2 separate regions of the Mus musculus genome follow, and region 1 is linked to region 2. A link is a loop called in an ENCODE intact Hi-C map of the cell type or tissue named here. Cell type or tissue: heart. All regions are shown on one strand.

What was found. Hi-C counts contacts between places; a loop is a spot of excess contacts. Peaks named below come from ENCODE experiments on the same cell type or tissue, not always from the same donor. Only the 100,000 strongest peaks of a DNase experiment are listed, where the experiment ranks them.
Region 1: a loop joins it to region 2, with 3 times the contacts of the local background. A loop is called at or near these places in 6 of 42 quality-filtered maps.

Annotation. Positions count from the first base shown.
Region 1 is chr17:8,806,189-8,808,688 of GRCm38, reverse strand. The region is part of intron 1 of Pde10a (phosphodiesterase 10A); the gene reads right to left. Among named protein-coding and RNA genes, the nearest start is that of Pde10a, 5.7 kb to the right of the region's middle. In heart, a CTCF peak has its summit at 1,115 (motif pointing right); no DNase peak of the experiment used is centred here; H3K27me3 peaks cover 1,722 bases.
Region 2 is chr17:8,870,891-8,873,390 of GRCm38, reverse strand. All of the region lies in intron 1 of Pde10a (phosphodiesterase 10A), which reads right to left. Among named protein-coding and RNA genes, the nearest start is that of Gm34321, 51 kb to the right of the region's middle. In heart, no CTCF peak of the experiment used is centred here; DNase peaks (open chromatin) are centred at 1,070 and 1,270; H3K4me3 peaks cover 584 bases; H3K27ac peaks cover 619 bases; H3K27me3 peaks cover 19 bases.

The sequences.
Region 1 (2,500 bases), 65 kb after region 2:
CACTCCACAGGTCTGCTAGTCACATGCTGGCCACGGGATTTTACTTCATCTCAGAGGCTCCTCTTTGAGTGCCACAGTGTGTCTGTCCCTTGTCACCTGCAGATGCTCAGTCCACTCCTGCCTGATGCACTCTTCCACTTTTCCCTGCCCCCTTCAAACACATCCTCTGCCCTCTGCCCTGAATCCTCTTCATCGTCCCTTCAGCTGCTGCCTCAGCACTAGGGGATCACGATCTTCATTTCTAACCCACTTTAGGCCAGCATCCTCGGGCCCACGCTCTCCTCCCACATCTCAGTCTTCAGAGTAGAGAGACACTGCGCCATGATACCCTTCCTTCTGCAACCAAGACCATCCATTTTTTTTTTCTCAGAAATTCCAGATTCACACAAAGCATCCATGGACTGACTCCTTAGAGGGGCATCAAATGTCATGCCTCTTTTTTTCTTCTCCAGCCTTAGGGATGGTAAAACTTTATCTAAGTGATTTGTTGTTGTTGTTGTTGTTGTTGTTGTTGTTGTTTTTAAATCTGCTATACCTTGAGCATCTCCATCTCCCTACTGCCAAACCTACCAAACCTGCCTTTGCCTGCATATTTCCTCCTCTGGGCCCCTTACCAGTAACCGGAAGCCAGGAATGCATTCCCCAAGCAACAGGCATTCAGTGCACTTGATACCACAAATACTTGAGCCCTCAACTACGATTCATGTCCACTGCTGTACCCCTGACTCGGTGGCCCCTGTATACTCCCTTCCCAAACAGCTCCAAGATTCATTTCCCAAATTACACTCAGATGAGCCTGCAGGATATAAATCACAGAAGCCTGTGGCTCATAACTCTCCCTGGTATATAGCCCTGTTCTGGCCAATCTACGGGCTTCATCACATACCAGACATCTGGGCTGCAGGTCCCAGCTCCAGCTGTGCAGCCTTTACTCTCCTCCTCCAGCTCAGGGCCCATCTGCCGGGCAGCTCTTCTCTTGACTGCTTCCCACACCATGGCTGCTCATGCTACACCACTCAGATCTCCTTCCAGATTGACCTTCATTCACAGCCCCCTGTATGAAGTCTCTGTGTGTTTTGATGTGTTTTGCTTATTCCCTTCGGGTAGCTGCTCTCTACACCACTAGAGGGCAGTAGAGAGCAGGTACCACCCAAGCCAAGAATCCCACAACCTACAAAGGTTCACAGTCCTGACTCCCAACCCAATCATACCCCCACCCCCACCCTCAGCCTTCCTAACCAGGAACCATGGTATCCAATGTCTACACAGCCAACCATCATGTTACCTATCCTTCTAGCCTCCACCTCCCTGTGTGTCGTCATGCACAGGTCCAGCTTTGTCTCCACTGCTGAGGACTGCCACAGAGACATAGCCTCTGCTACACCTTCACCATGGAAGGCCTTCTGGCTTTCCTGCACACCCGTCTAGGAACACAGAGACTGTCCTTAGCATAGGCCTGTGACTCCTTTCCCCTTGGCTGGTTAAGCTCCTGGCTATGACTTTCAGAGGTGCCTTTTTTGCCCAGTAGGTTTTCCTGGGGCTTCTGCCAGGTGAACTCTCTCCCCTGCTTCCTCCAGACTTGAGCCTGACATCCTATGAAACACTAACAGGGTCTTCCAAGCTGGGCTCTGGTCTGACCTCCTTCTGAATCTCCTTGTAGTTCTGCTGAGAACACAGGAGCAAACCTTACCCTCTCCTGGAGCTATAGCCCCATGAGAACCAATTCTGCAGAACACACTTGAATGCTGGGCCACTAGAGTTTAGTGCCAGCTCTGGGTCCAAGGCCACGTGTGCCCAGGTTGCATATGGATAGCATACCTCTTCCTCATACATGGCTCTGCTTTATTGGAACCGTGAAATTTCCTATACAAGCTGATAATGTAGCTTCTTTATGAGTCTACCCCTGTCTATGCCTCAGCATCAGAACAAAGATAAGACCCTGCCCACAGTCCTCTCCAGCCTGCCTTCTAGAAAGTAAGCCAGACAGCAGGCGTGAAGGCGGGGTAGTAGCAGATACACTGGCCAGGGCCATTCTGGGTGCCAGTATTGCCTTTGCCACAGCTATAGATTCCCTGCCCCTTAGAGTTCTTCTCCAGACTTGAAAAAAGGCTTTCCTCCATTGCACGGACTGTGTTATACGCAGGGTGGCAGTTGTGCTGGTTGGCACACTATTCCTCACACAACCTGCCTGCTACTCAACATGCTTTTCTTTGTTTTAGGACACAAAATGTTTTGTGTGAAAAACAAAAAAAAAAAAAAACCCTCCAAGAGCAATGTATCAATTTGAGATAGAAGGCCTGTCTTCTGATTTTCTAGCTCTTTCTCATTTAAACCTTCAGGAAATTCCTCTGTCCACATAGGTTTATTTCAAATTAAAAGTAGGATTCCATGGATTGCCTATTAATAATCTAAATAGTATAATACCACCCAGTTTAAATAGCTTTGCCCTTTGGACTTCTGACCTAGCCAAGAACCAGCTCACCCCTCCATGGATAGCAGA
Region 2 (2,500 bases):
ATGACAGACTACTTGGAGTTTCCACCCTCCTCTCCTGACAGAGGCGATCCACTTTGAATCCTTCCCTCAGAGGTCCTCTGCTGCTGCCACACATCCCACCCTCCACCACAGAGAGCAACACATTCCCTATCAACAGTGAGTCCAACTCTCCTGGTCACCAGGAACTCCAATAAATGGAATCCAAGTATCAGAGCAGTGCACACTGCAGCCATGTTCAAAGGACGCACCGAGACCTCTGAGAACTAAGCTCTAGCCTATGAATCAAGAGATTTAAGCACAAACAGGACATTTCCACTCCCTTCACAGTCACCCATCACCTCTGAAATTCTGGCTCCAACTTAACGCCCAGGAAAAGGGCAAACCCAGTCTCCTGGCACTACCTCACTGTGCAGTACCGGGCCTGAAATTCTGAGTGTGAAGACAGATGACTGGGCATCGCTACCTTAATTACTGGACACTCTCAGGGGTCGAAAGCAGCTGAAGCAATTACCGGTGTGGGCCAGCTGGTCCCTCCCTTCACCAATCTCAGAAAACTTGAGGGGCTGTTTATTTTAATGAGAACTCACAAACCACCCTTTTCATCAGATTAAATCAGTTACACACGCGTACACACAACGTGAGCCTTCCAAGTGGCAAGAGGAAAAAAGAATCAAAGGATGTGTACTGGATGGGGGTGTATCTTTGCTAACAGGATTCCTGCCAAATAATTCATAAATAACACTAAAGAGTTTAAACAGACGGGGATCTTGCCTGGTCAAGGGGGGGAAAAAAAAGGAAAGCCCCAAAAGAGCTGCTTTTGGGACAGTCTTCTCACTGCTCTGGCCCAACCTTTAGGATGGAAGCCAAACAGCTACTTATCAGCCCTTTGACATCAGGGGAGGGCTGTGTGCGTCAGCAGGCCAGGAGGGACCCTGCAGATGGCGTTGGGGGGTGGGGAGGGCACGTGCTTCTTATCTTATCAGCTGATGATGTCTGCCACTTCAACAATTGCTGAGAGCGCCCTGTGGGAAGGAAGGTGTGTGCGTGCAGGGATGTGGGCCAAAGCTATGCGCCCAGCAGCTTAGTAAATCCAGCTGTCTGTCCAGTATGGCACATTCATTATGGTGAGAGTCCCAGCCCCTCTATGCTGGTCTTAAGAGAGCGTTTGCTTAAGGAGTGACCTGGGCTGTGTATAGCAGCTGCTGCCTCATCAGTGCTTGCAGGAATTTCATTTAGGAGAGTTCAAAGGAAGCTACGTGTGACGTATGTTAGCTTCACCGAAGAGGCTCTTCCGGGATGGAAACACAAACTGCTTTTAAAACTCTGCTGTTGTGGATACCTCTAATGACAAGGGAAGGGGCGGGGTCATATTGGGTCAGATGGGGTTCAAACAGTCATATCATTCAAGCCAGCAGTACGGAAGTCTAAGAAAGTTTCCTGAAAGGGGGGTCTAAACAAAAAACTATGTGAACAAAACATTTTTTAAAATTTCCTTGTTTTAAAAGTGACTTTTAATGGATCTGTTTTGGGAGAAAGTAGGGCGTGGGAAGGTCTCAGAGCTAAGCAAGTACTCTGCCACTGAGCCATGTCCCACCCCCCCTCCCCTTTTTTTCCTTCCACTCTTTATTTTGAGATAAGGTCTTGCCAAGCTTCCAGGGATAGCCCTGAACTTCTCTGGAAACCAGGCAGGCCTTGAACTTGTGATCCTCCTGCCTTAGCCCCGAAGTTGCTAGGCTTACAGGGCTTCTGCCACCAGGCCAACTCTACAGCACACTTGAAATATTTAAAGAAGTGGCTCGTTCGTTCGTTAAACCAGAATGGATGCAGCAAACACAGGGGCATTGAGGTAAACTCGGATCACTTATCTCACACTGTGCTCTACATACAGATAATAAAAAAGGCAGTTCCGCTTTTATACCACCATTCACAACCATCTCTGCGTGTCCTACCCCACACCCTCATGGGTCTCTGGCCATTCTGATATCTCACTGAGCCTATTATAGGTTATTCCTTCAAATGTACTTGTTAAGACAAATACTGATAACTCTGCGCCCTGATACATTGTATCCTTACTCTGCCCTTCGCCCCTTCTTTCAGCACTATTGAGTCTCTGGTCTCTATAATTCACCTTCCACCTTTTCCCTTGTGTCTCTATGATCTGAATCAACTTTACCTGCCTAGGTTTCAAAGCCTCTGTGATGTTGCAGAGGCCTTGACGTAAGTACAACCCAGCCATTTAGTCCTCCTCACTAACACTTCAAAAAACTAGTCTGAGAGAAGCATGGCCCTGCCAGCTCCTCCACTCCCCAGGGACCACTCCCTACCCTGATCCCTGTCCCACTGCTCCTGAGCCTTCAGACACATCATTATCCCCTGACACATGACCTTCTGTTTCCTGAGAACGGCGCTCCGGTTTTTCCACTTCAACATTTCTCTGATTTCTCTGAACCTCTACCCACTTTTCGTCTCTCTCCTAACTCGGCTCATTCCCTCGGAGTTTGACCCCTTCCTCTGCCTTGCT